Regions from separate parts of the Homo sapiens genome. Here regions 2 and 3 are each linked to region 1. A link is a loop called in an ENCODE intact Hi-C map of the cell type or tissue named here. Cell type or tissue: sigmoid colon. All regions are shown on one strand. Each heading gives the region's core, and the rest is flanking DNA. Links, peaks and the distances in the headings are about the cores only.

Region 1 (7,166 bases), core at 1,224-6,223:
GCCACAAAGCCGAAAGTTGGCTTTTGGTGTCAGGAGTAGGGAGTAGGGAGAGAAGGAAAGGAAAGTTGGGAGGGGCTGTTTGTATTGGACTTCTATACATTCCCCAGCCCTCCCAGTTGGATGTAAAGTAAAAATTATCTCCCATCTCCTAGTACCTTCCCATTCTCCAAACCCCATAGCAAAAATTCAGGGAAGTTCTCGAATTTTTCTTTTCAATTGTGCATTTCCTCTTAGAATTCCATCGTTCATCTCTGTGTCTCATCTCTAAGAAACTAATACCTAGTGATCTTTGCTTGAGACTTTTCTTTGCCCTTGAGGTAATAGAGAGTCTATTCCAGGGAAAAAGAAAAGGGCTAAAGGCAACCAGAAAATTCCAAAAGGATTTTCTACTGAATACTGAACAGGGCGGAGTGTTGGGCAATGATTCTAACAGGTCAAGTCTACAGCGAAGATATATGAGCTGCGATTCTAGATATGGGGGGCTTTGGTACATGCTGAGTTCCTCTCAGGATGCATACAGAACATAGTTTGAGATTGGGGTTGAGGGCCTATGGCATGGGTAGCATGGGCACATCTAATTTACCCAATTGGATTCTAGAGGATCCATTAGGCCCGCAGTATTTTGTAGAGAACACTGCATTCCATGTCATGTGGATTCTGTTCATATATTTATATAGTATTTTTTTTCTCTCTCCTATGGAGGAGCTGAATTCTTTCATTACTCTGTGTTGATGGACTCAAACTTACACAATTCAGGTTTCCTAGGCAGTGAATAGAGCCAGAAATACACCCTGTGATTAACTTCTACATAACCTATTGTTCCTTAAAGTCTCCCTCCCCATTTTCCTATTAGCTCCACAAAAGCCAGAAATGCAAAAGCTCCAACAAGCCTCCCTTCCCTGCCCTGGCAGCCTACCATGGGGTGGGCACTCCCTATGCCTGTCCTAGGGCAGTACAGGTCACTTAGACATTTTTTGAAATTCTTATTCTGCATAACGATAGATTTTTTAAAAACTGATACCCATTAGGTTTTCCAAGTAAATGTGTTTCCTATTTCCTAGCTAGAAGTTGTGAAATTATCCTGCCAGAATAATGTATATGATAATGTGGTTGTTTGATTTTAGAGAGGTGTATATGTTTGAGATATTATGATCGTTGGGGTTGCTTTTAAGGGGCAGCATCTTTCTTCTTTTCCTAATCTGTGGATTAATGTTAGCCGTGATGTCAGAGGTTGCAGTGAACTAAGATAACACCACTGCACACCAGCCTGGGCAACAAAGACCCCTTGTCTCAGAAAAAGAAAATATTAGCCACGATCTTTCAAAAAATAGATTTATAGTTGATTTTTATGAAGAATACTGCAGTGCTTATCAAACTTCTTAGTGATATGTGCTATTCAAGGTTGTCAGGCAAGAAACTCTCATTCCAAGGACATCACCCACTTTAACTCCCCTGCACCCTGATACTGCCCACTACTCTCTGGGCGTAGAACTTGGCTCCATTGCCTGGCTTGCCTGATCCTAGCTGTGCTTAATAGCTCAGCCTCGTCGATGGACACATGGCATTCCCCACCACGGGATCCATCCCGAAACAGCAGTCAAGTGCTCCTTTACAGGAATCATACTACCAAATTCACAGTATGGGTTGTTCAGCTGGCATGTATTATTATTTTTGTGGTTGTTTTCCCATCATCGCTTAAGGAAACAACCACACCCTCTTACCCGTCTGGTTCGTGTGAGAAACAGCCAGGCACCATTCCATCCTCCAATCCAGAGACTGCGCTCTTGTGGCCATGCCGTAAGACTTTGAGAGTTAACTTGCACAAACTTTCTGGTGAAAGTCTTAAACAGTCATATCAGAGAGAGCTTAGGTCAGCTTGGGAGTTTTGTTCATGGTGAATTACATTTTGCAACACGACTGTTGTAAAATTCCAGGAATTTTACCATCACTCCATACCCTTCATTTTAGTAAAACAACATTTGAAACACCCACTTTTCACTGGTGTCGCTGACGGCCGAAGGAAATGCCGTGGATCTGTCTTTCTGAGGAGTGGCAAACTCACGGCATTTAATGTTAGGCACTGATACCACAACTAAGGGGGCTGACCAAGCCGGCAGTTCGAGACAGACAGCAAAAGTTTATCACCAAGGATTGATGACTCGGAATATAATGATTATTCAGTAGAATTTGTTTTAGCAGACTTCAGGAAAGAATGGGTCTGATCCTGCTGCTAAACTGAGTTTTCGGTGTCTGTACATGTTGTGGGGTGACGGGGAACTCAGTATATTTTTGGAAATTATACCAAGAAGATTGTCTTCTGAATTTCCAGAAGTATTATCCCTACTGATACAGATGACAATAAGACGGCAAAAAGAATTGCAGGAAGTCATCAGGGTAAAAGAAAGGGAAAAAAATGGCAATTCAGCTGTGAGGGAGAAACTTCCAGTTTGATTCAAAGCTATTCAATGTTAAAATTGTTTGGAACTTTTCTAAAAGAAATTTCACTATGGATTAATTTCCATTTTCTTTTCTCCTTATTGTTTGGCAGTCAAGGTTGCAGCTAGATCACGCTATTCCAAAGATCCATTTGAGTTCAAGAAGGAGACTCCCAATTCTCGGCTTGTGACCGAGCCAGGTGAAGGAAGACTGGGACCCATTCCCATTTTTAATAACTACCCTGCAGCCCTCAACATTCTACTTTACCATGCTGAGCTCAGTTGAAGAAGAGCGATGCACTACTGTGGATTTCAGCTTGCACTTAGCTTGTTGGGCAGCAAAATACCAAAAGGGAAAACCGTAAAAAACGATTAATAATAATTAAAACGACCTCACCCCCAAACTGGCAGCTTGTGCAAGACTTCAGTCGGAAGCCCTGTTAGCTAGATGCCTTTGTGTTCAAACCACTTTGCATGACTCTTATTCTGAGTGACTCCAGTGTGAATATGACATTACTAATGACCTGCTAAGTGTGTACAGATGTGGGTTTCTCCAGATGTGGTGATTAATAACATAATGGAGATAGCGGTTGACTCATGTTTATGAGTTGTTTGCCTTTTATTACGTTTCTGAGTTTATTTGCTTTGAACTGTTTTTTAACTCCAGCCAATAAACTCACCTTTAAATCTTAAAGGGCATCATCCCCTTAAATCTCACTGGGGAAACAGGGCAGAGGGAATGTGCCCCAGGCTAGAGCTGAGCATCAGGTCCATCTAATGCAGGCATTAGACTGAATTAGGGAAGGCTGGGAGTTGCAATCATTGCCCCATTTCACTCCAAGGACCATAAAGAGGCTTGGTAAACCCTGACACAGTGTTTGCAGTCTGGCGCGGCTGATAAAGGAAGATATTTCTTTTTTTAAAAATCTAGTGAAATATGTAATCATTTTGAAGTAAGCCCAGAGTTCTGGCCAGTGTTTCTGGAAGACGTTGCTTTTGCTTGAAAACAGAATGCTGATGAAAAGTCGAGTAAAATGTTGTTACAGATGTTCAACTCTGCATTAAGGCTGTTGGAATTACCACCACATCTTAAATCAATTCTCAGAACATTGTCTGGAGGTTATGTCATTGAAATAACGAATCCTCTTTAGTCAAGTATAAGCAAACATGTTAAAACATCATTGTAACTTTAAATTAAACTCTAGCGCAAACCAGGGGATCTGAAGCCTCATTAGACTTGCCTGACATTTTTCTAGCACTGAGTCTTCCCAAACTGTAAAACTGTTAGATTCAGTGCCTATTAGACAAGGGAGCGCTGGGAAGTTACAACAGCACATTAAGTGTTATACTTAGGGATGTGCAAAAACAAGCCCTTGAATTTTATGAGTACTTGGAGACTGGATGGAGTTCAGCTCCTATAAAATTCCACGTTAGATTCCTGAACTTGTTTGTGTTCTAAAGAAGTCAGGTTTCTTTAAAGGATCATATCTTCATGTGGCTTCCGCAGCATGAAGGCAAGTGAAAATGCCATAGATGGAGGTGTATTGTAATTAGCCAAAATGTAGGTTAAATAAGAGCTTGTAAATTTGCATCGTCATGAGGTAGTGGCCCACTACTTCAACACGTTTGTCTTTCATGAAAGTGAGTAAATTTAAGTCTCCCTTTTAATTCCATTTTTATTCCTCTCATGTAGTCACAGAAGCCATGAAATGAAAATTATATTTTATAGCTTAACTAAAAGTTTTCCTAGATCTGCTTTCTTTATGCAGAAATTGATAGGATCCATATAAAGGCTGATAATTAAATATGGTTTATATCCTACTTATGAGAAAGAAGTTATCACTGCTTCTCTTGAGGGACCTAAGCCATATGTAATGGTCTCCATTACACAGCGTTCATATATTTAAGCTGGAGACATTTTCCCCCATCTCTTCAGGGAACAGATCTGCATTTTTAGGCTGTGAGTGCAGGAGGAAACCTTTAAACACAAGTTTCATTTTGGAGAACAAATCCCACTTTAAATGCAGTATGATTACGATGGATGATCTTTCTGAGTTGCAATGAAAATAAATAGTTTCTTTGCATAGAAGAGGCATAACTTTACTACCAGAATGAGGTGTCTCCCTTGAGCTGGCTAACAGGTATTAACTTGCAACTCTCCCATCTGAAGATCAGTGTAGCAACAAGGTGTAAAGATAATGGCCACTTAACCAAAGAGGATTATTTGTTATAGGCCCAATGCAAAAAGGGAAGCCAATGCTCAGCAAAATAATCCCACAGGCATGCTAGGGAGGATGACTTCTGTTCAGGTCTTAACTCATCTAGATTCATTGTGTAACTGGACACAACCATGGTAGCATCTGGTGACCTTGAAAAATGCTAGCCGTGGTAGACTAGGTTAGATAAAAACCTTTGGATGTGGGATTATAACCTTAAGAAGTCTAACTGAATTATAACCTTAAGATGAGAAAAACAGAACTTGCACCCCGACTAGAGTGACTCACATGCACTCACACAAACACACACGTGTTATTTGCTCCAGCATGCTACACAACCAGTCTAGGTCACCCTGAACACAATACACCAATTGCAAGTGGCCCATATTAAAAGATGACCTTGTCTTATACGTCTAGTTAGTGCAAGACTTTCTACTTCATTCTAAGATGGGGAAAGTGCGAAAGCATACCTACACACACACACACACACACACACCCACACACCCTCGCTGCCTTTCTACCCCATTATTGCCTCAGATGCCTGGTCCCCTATCCTGTGAAAGGAAGATGAATTCAGGTCAAGCTCAGAGTGCCTGTTTGCTTGCCGAGAGATGCATATCAACTCTAAGTGATTTTTTCAATACCATTTATGTGGCTTGTATTTATTTCCTTTAATCTTTTAAGTGCTGTTTAGTCTCTGTGTGATTTGCTTTGGATACTCATTTCTGATAAGATGCGATATCATCCCAGCCACATAGTCTCTGCCTGGAGCTCTAAATGACTGATACAGTCTCGGCCTGAGCTTGGGCCCTGGTGGGTGTCAGAGGAAGCAGGTGGTACAGGGGGTCGGCTGTGGGTGTTTGCAGGTGCTTTCTTGCCTTCATCTCTTCTGGTCTCACTCTCACCTTACACCACAGTCATTCCCTTTTCCTGCATCAGCCAGGGTTTAGACAAGCCCAAACTGACAGCAGAATAGGAGAGTGTAAAATGTGTAATACTTTGAAGCAGGTTTGGAGGGTAGTTGGATTATTAAAATAGCTTTGGAAGCATGTATCATAACCTACTAAATTTATTTAGCGTTTTCAGGGAAGTACCATATAATGCATGCTCTAATATGGGTCTTCCTGGATAATACCAAGTAGCTGACATGGCACTTTCTCCCCCATCTAAGACTCCTACACCATTAACATATATCAAGTCTCTTTTGATGTCATCACTGCTAATATTTCTCTTCTTAGCTTTAAGGTAACTGCTGTGCATTCTGAGTTTCAGGGTGCTTTCCTCCTAGTCTGTGTTGCAGTCAACTATAAGAATCCAAAGATCTTATTTTTCCTTCTTGATATTACAGCTTTAGCCTGAATTGTGGGGGTGGGGAGAGGAGGACTAGAATTTTGCCGCTGATGCCCCTGGGTGACAGGCTGGGTTTGCATCTGCTAATTATCAAGCAGTTCTCTTAAAAAGAAGCATGATGCAGGCTAATACATCTGCAAAGCTTATTAGTGGGTGTCTTTGGGCAAGAGCAGTAGAGTGTGCTGTGGTGTTTCTAAGTGAAGCTTCACATTGCTTAGCAATCTGTGTGGTTTAGACATTTGGAAAACAGCTTTTGGTTTCCAATCCCCTGTGCTGCCCTCCATCCCTGCCCCGCTGCTGCATCATCAGAGATTTCATTCAATGGCAACCTCCTCCTTCATTCCGGGGCTCTCCTCCAACCTCACCAGCCCCGGTGCTCCTGTCTTCATGGGTTGAAAAAGGACCCCGTTGGCACAGCCCCACAAGCCCTCCCTCCTGGCAGTTGGAGGGATAAGAGCTGAGTTGGGCTGGGGATTATTGAGCCAGCATGCACCAATGTGCCCCGATCTGATTGAAACATTGGCTGTCAAGGCCTTGAATCCTTGCCTCTTTTCAACGCTCTTTCTCTGGTATGCAGGGGTTAGGAACCAGCTAAGTTGGTTCATCTGGAGAAGCAGCAGGCTGGCAGTTATGCTGACATTTCAAATACAACTTTATTTCTGATTTTGGTTACAACAAAACGCAGTCTATTACTGGGCAAAGCAAAGTAACCAAAATTAACTCTAAGAATAATGATAAGTATTTTTTTTGGTATACAGATAAATCATGATTTCTTTTTTTTTTTTTTTTTTCTTATGGCAGGGTGTTTACAAACTGTTTTAGTCTGTTTAAAGTGTATGTTCAAAGGCTGGAGTGTAAAGAGGTGTTGCCTTCACCTTCTCTAAGCCGGCCTCTTTGACTAACACATTTGGTCTTTGTCATTGGGTCCTAAAAGACAGCCATGAATTCCTAGTGAGTGACTGAGCCTTGAGTGTGTGTCCTTTGATATTTTGCCTGTATTGCACAGTCTGCCCTCAAACTGTTCATAATCTCATGAGCTGCCTGTATTTCCAGTTGAAGATGAGCAGCCGTCAACACTATCACCAAAAAAAAAGCAACGGAATGGAGGCATGCGGAACTCACCCAACACCTCGCCTAAGCTGATGAGGTAAGGAGAGGGGCTGGT
Region 2 (7,166 bases), core at 1,111-6,110, 510 kb after region 1:
GGGATTCTTTTACTACCAATTCCTGTCAACTGATGGGAAGGAACTTATTCTACTTATCTGTTTTTTTCATATGGAGAAACTGAGGTGAAGATGGAACTAAAAGAATACCAAGTCAGGTGTCTTAATTCCCAGTCTAGTTCTAAGAGACTCTTCTATCTTTCTCCTCAAACATTTAAGTGTATACAAATTGCCTGGGACTCCTGAAAAAAAAAATGCAGATTCTGATTCAGAAGGTCTAGGGTATTGTCTGAGTGTTTGAGTTCACATTCTGGTTTTTTTGGTGGTTGTTGTTCACATTCTGGTTTTTTTGGTTGTTGTTGTTTTTGTGTGTGTGTGTGTGGTTTTTTTTTTTTTTTTTGAGACAGAGTTCCCTCTGTGGTCCTCACTCTGGCACAATTGCAGTTCACTGCAGCCTTGACCTCCCTGGTTCAAGGGAGTTCAAGCCACACCAAGTAGCTGGGACTACAGGTGCATGCCATCACACCTGGCTGATTTTTGTATTTTTCGTAGAGATGGGGTTTCTCTATGTTGCCCAGGCTAGCCTTGGACTCCTGGACTCAAAGGACCTGCCCGCCTCGGCCTCCCAAAGTTCTGGAATTATAGGTGTGTGCCCCTGTACCCGGCCTGAGTCCACATTCTTAACAAAAGCCCAGGTGATTCTGTGTAAAACACCCTTTGAGTATCAAGGAAATTTCTTAAGACAGCACTTCTCTTCTCAGAGGGCAGAGCCTCCCATAATAGTTTGATGAGGATTCCTGGCTCTCCCAGTTCACCATCTCCCCCTCCTATCTTTAACACTCTGTCAGGAGCTTTATTACACAACTATGCAATCTTGTTGCATTCTGAAAACAAATTTATGGTTCTAGAGTTAAGGCACTCTACCTACGGGGAAGAACATTTGCTAAGAACCAGTAAGTACAATGCTAGATCTCTTTATTTCATGGGAATCATTCTGGAAGCAATGCACTAAAGGCACCAACAGGTTGCTGTGGAAATCTCAGTGCTCATAGCCTGCTCCCTGACTGATAGGCTATGCGAATACAGGACTGACATTTTAGTAGAGTTCACTGGCAGTGAAGTTCAACAGAGGCTTGTCTCCATCATCATGACAGGCTCACTGGAGATTTTCTGTTACACAGGACTTTGGTTCTTGATGGCATACCTAGACATTTCACACCATGCATGGCGAGGTCAGGATGAGGCACAAATATTTGCTCATCTCCCCTTGCTACTTCCCATAACCCAAGAGCACTCCCATTATGTTTCCAGGAAAAATGTGTGTTTGCTACAATGTGGTTATAAACAAAAGGCCTACTGTGCCTTTTGTGTTTTATATTGTCCTTAGAAGTGTTTTAAGCACAAACTCGTTTAATTTCCAGAAGTCTGTGAAAGAGATGTTCTTATACGTATTTTATTTATGAATAAATGGGGACTTGAAAATGTTAAGTAGTGTCACCAAGATCATATAAGAAGAAACATCAGAGCCAGGATGTGAATGCAGTTTTTATCTATGAATACAGTACTCTTTGCAGTTGCTTTCTTTAAAAGTAAATGCTGAAAATGCACCCTCCCCTATGGAGGGAAGAGGAGAGAGAAAGTAGCTCTGCAATGCATCTTAGAGTCCACAAATAGAGGGAAAGAACTTTCCTTAGAGGTTTTGGAGAGTAGGGAAATGAAGAGTGCTGGTGGTATCTGCAATGCTTCCCATCCACCCTTCTACGTTTCCTTGGTTAACACTATTCAAGTTACACTTCTGTGTGACCACCCTGGGCTGGGCACCCTGAGAGAATCAAGAAAAGGTAAAGATACACAGTTCTTGCTATTACGACTTTTACTGTCTAGTCAGAGAAAAATAGCTAAATCATGGAAAATAATCAGAGGCATTCACGATATGTGATCATCTGTCTCCACCACATGCATTAAAGAATGTGTGGAACACAGATCTCCATCTTGGCTGCATGCTGGAATCATCAGACACACAGCAATTCTGATTTAATTGATGAAGGCCAATCCTCCTCAAGTGTGATTTTGGACTAGCAGCATTAGCAATAACTTCTAGAAATACAAATTTTTAGAGCCCTCTACCTGCTGACTTAGAAATGCTGGGTGTGAAGCCCAGAAATGTGTGTTTCCACATATCCTCTGGGTGATCCTGATGCAGGTTAAAGATCTCAAAGCACTGATAGAGGGTGCAGTGTGAACACTGGGGCTTTTTCAAAGCTCTCCTGACAGTTCTACTGTGCAGCGAAGTCTCACAACCACTGACCAACATATAAGACAATAAAGACCAGCCTCTAGGAGAGATGTCACAGGCCAGTCACTAAATAGGGGACACATTATGAAAGGCTTTGAACACCAGACTGACGGTCTATCTTGAAAATAGGATATTATGTGTTCTATCTTCCCCATAGGGACATAAGCTCTCCAGAGGCAATGGCCACACCTTCTAATTCCCATGTCCCATTCAGGGCTCATCACCCAGTGAGCACTCAGTGCACATCTGTCACTCACAATTTCTCATTGTTCTGAGTGTAGACAATTGTGGGTTGAGCCTTTGGAGACGATGTCTGGGAGCACATGTATACATATTAACAAACCTGCACGTTGTACCCCAAAACTTAAAGTATAATAATAATAAAATTAAAAAAACAAAAGCCCAAAAGGAAAATAACAGGCTAGCCAAAAGGAGGAAAATTCGGGTGAAAACATGAAGCACCTGAGTTATAAACACGCATCTCTGATGCTCATCCTATAGTGCTTGACATTGGTAGGAAGCATTTACAGCAACCATTTCCTCTCCCTATTCCCACCCTCACTCAACCACACATTTCGCAGTGGCACCAAAGCACGTAAAGCATTTATTAAACAGCATGAAATCCATTTAACGCTTCTCTGGATGCACTAATTAGGTTTTGTATTTTGGGGCAGAGCAATACAAAACAGAGGGCAAAATCCTGGGCTTATTAACATTCTGTGCGTCTATTTTGGATTGCTCCATGAGGTGTTGAACTCCACCCCCATTTTCAGTCCCAAGTGACGGAGAAAGTTCCTTTTAGGGAGGATAGGAGGAAAAGCTTTCAAAACCTGCAGTCAAAAATAATAAACACTAGTAACAGGCTATCAATCTCTGGGACTTCACCCTGGTCCACAAAGTTCCCCATTTCCATTAATAAACATCTCCAGGAACATTACAGTTCCTTTGGAAAATCCAAAGTGCTTGGCAAGGAGGTTTTGATTTCCAGCCAGCCCTTATTTGGTGCCGTGTGTGGAGGATCTGTTAAGCTTCATGCAATTAGCAGGCATAGACAAGCTTTGAGCAGGGGATATTTTTTAGTTCATTGAATCATACCAAATCTGAATCTATTTACCAAAAGGAATAAGAAATGTGCATCTGGCTAGGCTCTTAGTAGACGCTTGAGAAAAACCGTCACATTTTACTGATTTCTTAGTGCTATTTTGTCTTGACACTTGGAATTCACAATCAGAAGAGAGAAAGGTTGCAAAGTCTCAGACTGGGCTTGCAGGCTGAGGAAAATGGCCTTATTTGTATCTGTGCATCAAATGCCGAATCTTCTTAATATATTTTCAAAGTTTCCTAAGATGCCTACTAGGGACCTCCTTAAAAAATCAGAATAAAACAAAATAATGCACTGTAGCCAGAAGTGTCACATAGAGGAGATTTCTGTGGCCCCTGTGAAGCTGGGCTTCCCACATGAATGATACAACAGTGCAATGGCCTGTGGGGTCTTCCAAACTGTGTCTGATGTGAAACAGAGTTGAGGTCATTCCTTAAAGAAAGGAGCTCCACTGATCAGGCTCTGATAGTGCTCTCATCCAAGAGACAGAGCTCAAGCTTCCCCATATCCCATTCACCCTCAGGTACCACTGCCAGGAAATAAAAATGTCATATTGGTTCTATTCCATATCCATAGCAGTACGATGGCCAAATCAATCAATCAAACAGAATTTGACAAAAGTATCAATAAACTTGCCTGCATGTAAGCTATCAATAAGCCATTTTATATTCATCTAAATGTTTACATGTAACTAAAAAATAACAGCACATTCTTCCAGGATTGATTAGTATTGGAAATGAAAACAGTATTAAATATCCAGTGCAGGCTGGTTCAGGTTCAGAGATTTATTGCAATGTCAAGATTTCACATAAAATTCAACAACCCACCCTTGTCTGGAGGAGAGGGGTGACTCCCCTCTATGGGTGCTCAGACTGCAAATATATACAAAACAGGCCAAATTTTTTTTAATTAAACAGCCAAGTTTTTTTTTTTTTTGAAAGCACTAGGAGTGTGAAAGAAAACAAGCTTCGATCCAAGTGAAATGGCCTAAAAAATGATGCATTTCTATCTGGCTTGTTAGAGGAGTTCCAGGTTGAGGGGGACACCTCCTATTTCCCTTACTGTAACATGTCCATAGAGCATATGAGGCACGCACATCCCTCCTGGCATATTAAGTCTAGAATATTTATCTTCACCATTACAGCTGATACTTAGTAAATGATTACAGTTGATTCTTGTCATTTGCAGCAGCTACACCCTATAAAGTCTCTGCAAACACTGAATTAGCAAATACTGAACGATTGCTCCTAAGGAAGATACAGAGTTAGGTTCCTGAAAGCCTCTGGTCACAACATTTCTGTCAACTGATTGAGACGTAACCTTGTTGTTTCTATATTTCTGTTTAAGGAAACTTATTTAAGATATTTTGTTGATTCATTAATGTCGAACTTATGGCCCATAGCACTATAACTTATGCCTGAAGAAAGCTTATCTAACACATGGATTTTCTCTACAGGGCACATCATGGCCTTCTTGGGCTTAGGAATACCATACAGAACTTCAGCACAATACTTGGCAGCCACTTTAAACTGCAAAATCACCAAAAAAAACACAAACACATGAAAAGCATAGCACTAAATAGACCATTGGAAAGACATTTGCATACAGTCTGAGAGCTGCAACGAAAAAGCAGTGTCACCTTGTTCAACCTCAGCTGGAAACATGCACATCGGGCAACTCAACATTTCACTGCTTTGTGCATGACTATGAATGACTGAGAAAGTGTGTCATGAATATTGATTTGGGGGCTACAGATTTTAGTGGGCAGGCAAATTTGCAAACACAGAATCAGGGAATACTGAAGATCAACTATACGTTACTTGTCCCATGGCTGACGCGGAGAAAAGAAAATGGAAAAGCATTAAACTTCGAAAAGTTGAAACTAAAACCCTGAATGCTCTCTCCTAATGGGAGACTGTTGCCAAGTACTTTCTTGATCTGTAGTAAAGAGAAGCCTGAAGGAATGCTAAAGACAGGGTCATGACAGTTCTTGGAGACAATGAAATGTGACTCTGACCATCCGCAGACATCCATGGAACTGCCGAAAATGTTCAAAGTCGGAGTTACGGCTAAGACCACAATTTGAAAAAACCAACACTCAACTTCCTATCTTCAACTTAACCTCAGTAAATTAAGGCAAGGATTAAAACAGTCAGAATTCCAAACAAGTTCTGTGTTGCAGGATTACTATTTCAGACCCCAAAAAATAAAAAAGAAGGGAAGAAGGAGGTGACATGGTAAGAATGAAAGTCTTCCTTCAAGAGCTAGAAAAGAACACCTCTTAACAACGGGAAGGTAGAAAGGACAGGCTGGGCACATCAGAGTGCTGACTTTTACTTCAAGTTTTAAGATCTCAAATCTGCATCTCAGGCTTTCATCTGAAATAGTGCCTTTTTTTTTTTTTTTTTAATAAGAGTGCAACTTTCTCAGAAGGCCTACTCCTTGGTCTGCACAAAGAAAATGAACACTTATTTTCAGTAACTACCTTATGAAAATGGAAGGATTATCTCACTTCAAAACAAGACTCTTTTCTTAAAGGGCATAAGACATTTTTCTTAGCCATCACCCTGAGCAAATACAGCTTTTCAATGGACATCTGAGTCATGTGCTCTGGAGCCACATCACGTGGTCCTCTGCAATTGCTTTTGTAGTCACCAGGGAAGCTCCAGCTCAGGGCCTGCCCTCCCACTACTATTTCCTTTGAGAACTTGGCAGACATTGAACATGCTCTTTGGCCTCCATGATAAAACTTCAGAGTGGAACATTTTGCTGGGTCATGCCCAATTACAGAATATATTTGGTGAGTTAAATAAAAATAGTGGGAAAACCATCTCAACACACCCCACTCTAGAAGCCAGGCCCTTGCTCAAACCATAATGCTGAAATTGAATCTGGCTATTTGTTGTTCCTTATTTTAGATGACACCAGGAACAAAATGGAGACCGAACGACTATTTTCGGGTAGAGATGCTATGCAAGGGGATGTTCTCTGAGGGATATTCATACCCTTTCCCAAGCCCAACAACCCAGCCCCTAAGGAGGAAGAGGAGAAATACTAGCAGGGTTGGCCAGCATAGAATACCTTTTCTTCACTGTGGTGCATACAGTTGGAATCACTGGGCCTATACAAGTTGATGTGGCCCTTCTAGATTCCTTACTACCCGACTCTGCCACACAGCCAGAGTAACAACAGGATATATCCCTTGGGACATTCCCTTCCATTATTCAGGGGCTTTCTCCTCTCCCACATAACTAAGTAGGATGGTCCCAGAAGATAACACTTGCCCTTGTCATATACCCTCTGATCCCCTGCCACTTCCCCTACACATCTATGCCAGACAATGGGCCACAAACTCTAATTTTTATGCTTTCATCTGCTGCTAACCGGTGTGTAAGGCCTTGTCTCCCAGAGAAGTGATAAGATTTGCAACTTGAATTTGAGTTTAGAGGTGACCACAAGGAGAACAGACCTTTTGGCCTGCTTTTGTTCTAGCATAGACCCTTAAGTTACCCTAAGCTGACTAAGGTAAGGAGCCTCCTGTGACATTCATCCTAGCCCATCAGTGTTTTTACTGGGGTGTATTCCTAAAGGCCCTGGCTAATATCAAAGTCTCATCCCATCAGGGATTAGCATCGATGCATACTCTTACCTCAGGACCTTGCAGGAAGAGGTGACCAGCCGAGCCTAGGATTCACTTATTTTGGTCTTGGGGATAAACAGCATTTTAAAACCTTCAGAATTTCATACCAATTCAATACCATCAATATATCTTATATTTTCCATTTCTAATCAAGGGATTTGGGCGTTGGG
Region 3 (7,166 bases), core at 839-5,838, 620 kb after region 1:
ACTTTGGAATCAACAGACCAGCAATAACTTTAAATACCTATGTGAGAGAAGTTAGCATCTGAGAATAACACACACGTGTCCTTTGTACTCATTATTCTTCCTTGATCACATCAGGTATAGTTGTTGGCACATTGCATGTACTCAATAAATATTTATGGAACTAAATTAATCCATTCTCATATTGAACAAATTACTTTCACTTAAAAGGGCTCCATAATTTCTTGGTAACCTGATGCTGTGCTTCTTACAATTTCTTTAACGGAGAGTTCTGGGTTTAGGATATTTGTGTCTTTGTCCCACCTCATCCATAAGAGCTTCTCTGACAGTTCCAGTACAACCTACTCTCATTTTTCTGACTCTCTGTTGCACTTATTCCCGATTCTAGTCACTTTGGCACATACACGATAGCTTATCTTGCCATGTAAAATGTGTTTCATAAACACATCATCCTTCCTATGAGCTCATAAGCTTTTCAAGGGCAAAGGTCATGTTTGATACTTATTTTATAGGTCCCAGGGCACACAACACAATATAAAGCCCATAGGAGGCTCTGAACAAGTACCTGTTGAGTTGAGTTGAATTTGAAGGACAGCACTGCCAGTGAAAATTTCGTTTCAGAGAATTATCAAAAGGTAGAATTGGTGCAGTGCAGGGGGATGAAGAGAGGCTGGTTACGGGCACAAACATTTAGTTAGATAGAAGACATCATGTTCGACAGCACAATTATGACTATAGTTAAAAATAATTTATTTTATATCTCAAAACAGCTAGAAGATTTGAAATGTTCCTAACACGCAGAAATGATAAATGTTGGAGGTGATAAATATCACAAATACCCTGGTTTAATAATTACACATTATATGCGTGTATCAAAATACCACATGCACCGCATAGATATGTACAATGATTATATATCAATTTTTTAAAAGTATAGACAGGTTTTTTATAAGATTGAATTGCTATTTTTACCACTCATTTCACCTAAATCAGGGCCATGGGCCTTTAACATAAAGTACTAGTTAGGAAGCAGAGGACCAGGAAGCAGCTGGCTACTGTCAACGAACAGAAGATTGTATTTCAGCAATGGGTTATGGGATTTGATGTATAAGTCACTAATGACTCTTGGCCAATACCAAGTGACTCTTGGTATTATCTGGAATAAAAAGTAACCCAGAGATATGCCAAATATCAATTTCCAATTACTTTGCTGTGACACATTTCTATCCTCCTGGGAAAACTCCCAAGGGATCTGTTGCCCCATATCAACTCAGATCTGGTTTACCTTTCAGTCAAACAGCTAACACTTGGCAGCACCCTGTTCAGCCTCCATATCACAATGTCCTCCTTTGACACTCAGATTCTCCTTTGAAATCTTCAATATTGGCTTACACTGTCACCAGAGACCTAGCCCAAGTGTGGAAGTCCTTTAATATTATACCCTGAGCCATATGTATTCGGGTGGGACGGGGATATCTCCAACACCTGCAGTCAGTTGCTGTCACTAGGGCTTCCCAAGCCTTAATTTGCATTGGGATGTTGAAGGCAGGAACACAGTTTCCTGCCCATCCCTTGCAACTTCAACTCCAGCTCAAGGGGAAAGAAATGAGTCCCTAAAGTCTTAACTTTGATACTCAAAATACAGAACAGCATTTCTATTCTCCAGATCACAGAAAGCAGACCACAGACTAATTTTAAAAATCTTTGGTATTAGGGATGTTAAAACTGAGGATCTGCAAAAAGCCAGAAATCACATGTCCCCCCTTATTACAAAGTAATGGAACAGAATTTGGAAAAACCAGAAAACATCTCCAGGTCCATAAATCAGCCTAGTTGGAGGAAAACACAAATGGCCAGCACCTGGAATGAGCTTTCATCTGGAGCAGGAAAGCAGCCTAAAGAATCGAACTTCAGAGCCAAGACTCCAGACTGTGCACTGTGATTAATGACTTGAGTGAAAGGTCTCAGTTGAGGCTGAACAATTAACTTGTTCTCTTCACATCTCAGAACTCTCCACGGCATAGCTATGTCTCCCCTGATTGTACACATTTACTAAGATGCAAGCCAGTCTGCGGAGCTTCGAACGTGTCATCATCAGACTGTTCCTGACAATGTGGAGAGCCCTGGTATTTGTCAGGACTACTTCAGTCGAATAATCTGCATTGACTCTGCATGCATGTGTCAACCTTTCAGTTCAAGTTTAAGAACCATTGTAAATGAGGCAATGACATTGGCCTCAATCTATCTCACACACACACACACACACACACACACACACAACTCCACAGCTCAGAGAATTGCAAATGGACAGCACATGGCCTGGCATGCTTCTGGCCATTCCCAAAAAAAGTTCTTAGGGAATGTAATGTCCATGAGATTAATGGCTCCCTCTTGTCCTGCCTTTATCCTCTGGAATAGGTTTCTCTAATCTCTTTCAGACCCTCTAAAGCATTTACAGTATAGCAATCACTCCTCTTCAGTCTACACTGAGACTCTGATAAGACCTGCTAGAACCAAAGGAAGTCTCCAAACTTCTTTCCTTCTCTCCTAGAGGTGAATCTGTAGACAGGAAAGAAAGGCATTTTGAACATGGAAGTACTCAAGCTGGATATACTCAAAGAATCCAGTTTTCTTGTTTGATCTTCAAAAGCTGCTTCATTTGGGGCAAATGAGTTTACCAAAAGTGGATATGGCCCACACCAAAGTAGGATTTCAAGGGTACCGAGTGGCATGTCTAAGAACATCCTCCCATCTGACCTGCCACAGGGGCTGGTCCTTCCACCTCCCCTGTCCCTGATTCCATCCACAACCACTTCTTTCAGTGAAGGCACTCTACTTTCAGGGATATATTTTTTAAGACAAAAATAACAACACTATTGATAATAATAATAATAGAAACAGCAGCAGCAACAATATGTATACAGTAGTCCCTCCTTATCCACTTTCTGCATGGTTTTAGTTACCCACAGTCAACTAGAGTCTGAAAATATTGAATAGAAAATTCCAGAAATCAACAATCCATAAGTTTGAAATTGCATGCCATTCTGAGTAGCATGATAAAATCTCACACCATCCTGTTCCATCCTGCCCAGGATGTGAGTCATCGCTATGTCCAGTGTGTCCATTCTGTATATAGAATCGGCCGCTTAGTCACCTAGAAGCTGTCTCAGCTATTGGATTGGCTGTTGTGGTATGGCAGTGGTTGTGTTGAAGTAACCCTATTTTACTTAATAATGGCCCCAAAGTGCAAGCGTAGTGATGCTGGAATATTCTTATAATTGTTCTATTTTATTATCAGTTATCGTTATCTCTTACCATGCCTAATAATTATACTAAACTTTACCACAGTTATAAATGTACACACAAAAAAATAATACAGTATACATAGGGTTCAGTACTCTCCATGGTTTCAGGCATCCACTGGGATCTTGAATGCATCCCCTAGAGGTAAGGGGACTACCATTCAGCACTTCCACAGTAACTATTTGAAACTATTCATAGCAACTTACATAATCCTCACAACAACCTTAGTAAGGCAGGTGTTATTATTGTCCCTATTTTATGGAGAGGGAGATGCAGAGTGGTCAAGTACCTTCTCCAGAGTCACAGAGTCAATAAGTGGCAAAGCCAGGATTCAAACCCAGACTTCAGCCTGATGCTCTTGACACTATACTATCCTGTACTCTGTCCCCTAGAGGTACTGGCACCCACCTTTTACTGTTGATGAAGTTAGAGAACCAACACTTCTTACATAGCGCCTGCTCCTATACAGGAGTCCGGCCTAGTGAGTTCTGTTTCTGTGGCACCTCAAATGAGCTCTAAGTCTCTTAGCCCTAGTTGTCCTTATGTGTAAAATCAACATGCTGATAAGACCTATCTCACAGGGGCTTTTTTTTTTTTTCAGACTAGAGTTCTAAGAATCACCGGGGCTTGTTGAGGATTAGTGAGAGAATGTATATGCAGGGCCTAGCACAGTGCCTGGAAAGGGGTGGGTGCATAACATTGGTAGCTGTGTTCATTACTGAGCAAATCTGCTAATATTGGTGAATGGGAAACCAAAGGGGTGAAGAAGATGAGGCAGAAACCCTCACAGCTTGGAGATGGATGTAAAAAAGCAGATAAATGTAGCAGCCCCAGAGAAACTAGAATAGTAGGATACTCAGAAGTACCAGCAAGTTTTACTTACCCTCCTGGTCTGACCCAATTTACACAGTCTCCATGTTAGCTTATCTCCATGAAAGAAAGAATTCTACTTTAAAACATAAACTATATCAAGAACAAAAGAACAGAAAATGTCCATCCTAGGGGAATTCGAATATTCTCCCTGAAATTCCTGATAGAAAAGCAAGGAAGGTAGCTGAAGCATCCTCTGCAGCCATGTATGGCTGTTTCGGAGTCAATGCGTGGAGCTGCATCCTTCATTCTGCATTTCCTACATGCTCTTGCCAACCCCTGACATATCACATTCTTTGCATCAATAAGTGCTGGTGCCAGAACACACTAAATTGCCTTTGACTACATTTAACTGATCTAGTATTTTTTTATGATTCTTTCTTGTTGTACCATTTTTCACGTTTGACTTTATAATTCTCTGCTGACTTTAAATAAAGCTTTGCCAGACTACCCAAGGTGGTTTTTAATAGAGATTTAGGGGCTAGGTTGTGTTGTGGTTTGGATTCAGATTCTACTTCAGCAACAAGGGGAAATTAACGAGGTGGTTTCATCTCAAGTGCCCATTTATACTCGGAATGGACAGAGAGTTTATCTTCTTCCAAGCCTTGTAATCATGACACTACAAAGTGATATTCAAGAAATAAAAAATTATGTAGCAATAGCTTCCACACCGCAAAACCACTACACAGTGTTCCTGCAACCCCAGATGACTAGGATAATATTAAGACAGCAATGGAATTACTTTCTGAGTGACAGAGAGGATTCTGACCACATTCTGTCCTATGCCAAAGACAATGCTTGTTCTCCTAGAGATACAGGAACTCAAATGACCCTACACCAGCAACGTTAGCTCCTTCCTGATATTCCTCCCTCTTCTATGCTATCCATAATCCCCGACTCCTGCCTAGCTGAAACACTGGAAGCCAGCTGACCCTCTGTCATGGGGAGAGGTGACATGACTGGAAAGAAACAGAGCCAGACCAAAAAAAAAAAAAATCGGTCCCCATAATGAACGTTTCTTTTGAACAAAAGAATAAACTTGACTTAATTATTTTTTGAAAATATAAAATTGATAACTTAATAAGATTTTGGTTTTGCCTTTTCATTATCATGCAAGACTTGCTTGATGTTAAGGAACAAATATAACATATGTAAAATAATAAGAGCTATCATTTTAAAAATATCTGTCTACCCATTACCAAGCTTAGAAATAAATAAATCCCATTGGTCGTTCCTATCAGGTCAGAATTTATTTATTTTTTTTTTTGTTTTTTGCCTCCACCTACCTGCATTTTGAGTTTTTCATTTTCATGGTTTTCATCCTAGTTTTGCCAAAAATGTAAGGACCCTTTTACAACAGTGTTTTGTTTGGCACTTTCAAGCTTTATATAAAGGATATTATATGGTATCATTCAGTCGGTTTCTTTTTCTTTTGATTTTTAGATTTGTCCATATTGAATGTTATTTCACTTTATTTAATGAATCATTTTGGGTTGTTTCCGGCTTCTGTTTTTTTGTTTTGTTATGCTATGAGTATAGTTCATATTGATCTGAGCATGTATAATAGTTTTTCCTGTGGTAGAGTCCCAGGAGTGAGATTTCTGGAACTTAGGATTGGCATATATATTCAAATTCACTAGAAAATAATCAATTGTTTTCCAATAGAGATACATTAATTCACAACTCCCATTGAAATAGCTTTTCAGTTTTTGTTGCTCTACAACCTTGGTAACACTTGGTATCACCAGATTTTTAAATTTTGCTGAACCACTGAGTACAAAATGTATTTTGTTGTTTTAATTTATATTTTCATATTTAATTGTTTCTTTATAGACAATTATTAGGTGACTTTTGGATAGTTTGAAAAAACTGTTTATCCCAAATAACCAGGAAGTGCAGCGTTTATATCAAATAGGTATGATTATAAGTCTACATAGAAAGATACTAGGTAAATATATATAATATATATATGTATGTATGTGAGTCAACATAGCTACATTTATATTTTTATCTTCAGATCATACCTATACATATAGCAGGAGTGGCAAGCTAGCTCCCATGGGCCAAATCTGGCCCACTGCCTGTTTTTCTAAATAGTCTTATTGGAACACAGCCAACCCCATTGGCTTCCATATTGCCTATGACTACCTGCACACTAGAATGCTAGAGTTGAGTGGTCATGGCAAAGACTGACCTGCAATGCCTAAAATGCCTACTATGTGGCCATTTGTGATAAAAGTTTGCTGACCCACAAATTAGAACATCTCCATTTACAGACTATGAATACTTCATATTCAACATTCTCTTCAAATCCAGTTCTTCCAAATGCTGATCCTCACAATGGCTTCACCTGCCACAAAGACACTCATGCCAGAAAAACCTGGGAGTTATTTCATGCTCTTCCCTCCTACACACATTTACAACCAACATGTGGCTACTACCCAAGTATTTGACCTCCTCAACACGGCTCCTGTGATGTCCTCATCTGCCACTCCTTTGTGCAAGCCTTATGCTGACCTAGGCAACCCTTCAGCTAATGACCAAACCCCATTTGTCCCCATTATCCAATACAAATGGCTTTTCACAGCAAATGTCACAGTTTGCTGCATTTATTTGTCTGAGTTTCTGTCTGCTAGGTCCTCCTAAACTGTAAGTTCCTTGAGGCAGGGACCTTTGCCATTTCTACACATGTACAGTGTCTTGCATAGCAAATACCTAATCATAGATTAGCCTCCTGAAGGCTGTTCAATCTTTCTCAGAAACCATTGAGAGCCTGACATGGCAAGACATTTGTGGCTGCCACTATTCAGTAGGGTTTGGAAATAGTTGCTATTCTCCTAAACCACATGGTGGAAAGGACTAGGGGAAAGAGACTCCTTGTCAATATCATTTAATGCAATCGTCTTCACATGTTTACATGCAGAGGTGTTACCAGAACAACTCATTAAAAACAGTAGATGCCAGGGTGTTACCCAGTTCCCTTGAATTAGAATCCT

The links. Peaks named below come from ENCODE experiments on the same cell type or tissue, not always from the same donor. Only the 100,000 strongest peaks of a DNase experiment are listed, where the experiment ranks them.
Region 2: a loop joins it to region 1, with 6 times the contacts of the local background. A loop is called at or near these places in 1 of 110 quality-filtered maps.
Region 3: a loop joins it to region 1, with 2.8 times the contacts of the local background. A loop is called at or near these places in 1 of 110 quality-filtered maps.

Annotation. Positions count from the first base shown.
Region 1 is chr10:76,969,956-76,977,121 of GRCh38, reverse strand. It overlaps KCNMA1 (potassium calcium-activated channel subfamily M alpha 1), which reads left to right. Exons shown (of 28, transcript NM_001161352.2): 20 at 7,055-7,148. The region is part of intron 2 of KCNMA1-AS1 (KCNMA1 antisense RNA 1); the gene reads right to left. Among named protein-coding and RNA genes, the nearest start is that of KCNMA1-AS1, 85 kb to the right of the region's middle. RefSeq lists an enhancer at 2,641-3,840. In sigmoid colon, for the core only: no CTCF peak of the experiment used is centred there; a DNase peak (open chromatin) is centred at 3,351.
Region 2 is chr10:76,455,252-76,462,417 of GRCh38, reverse strand. All of the region lies in intron 6 of LRMDA (leucine rich melanocyte differentiation associated), which reads right to left. Among named protein-coding and RNA genes, the nearest start is that of KCNMA1-AS1, 430 kb to the left of the region's middle. In sigmoid colon, for the core only: no CTCF peak of the experiment used is centred there; a DNase peak (open chromatin) is centred at 3,227.
Region 3 is chr10:76,348,441-76,355,606 of GRCh38, reverse strand. All of the region lies in intron 6 of LRMDA (leucine rich melanocyte differentiation associated), which reads right to left. Among named protein-coding and RNA genes, the nearest start is that of KCNMA1-AS1, 540 kb to the left of the region's middle. In sigmoid colon, for the core only: no CTCF peak of the experiment used is centred there; no DNase peak of the experiment used is centred there.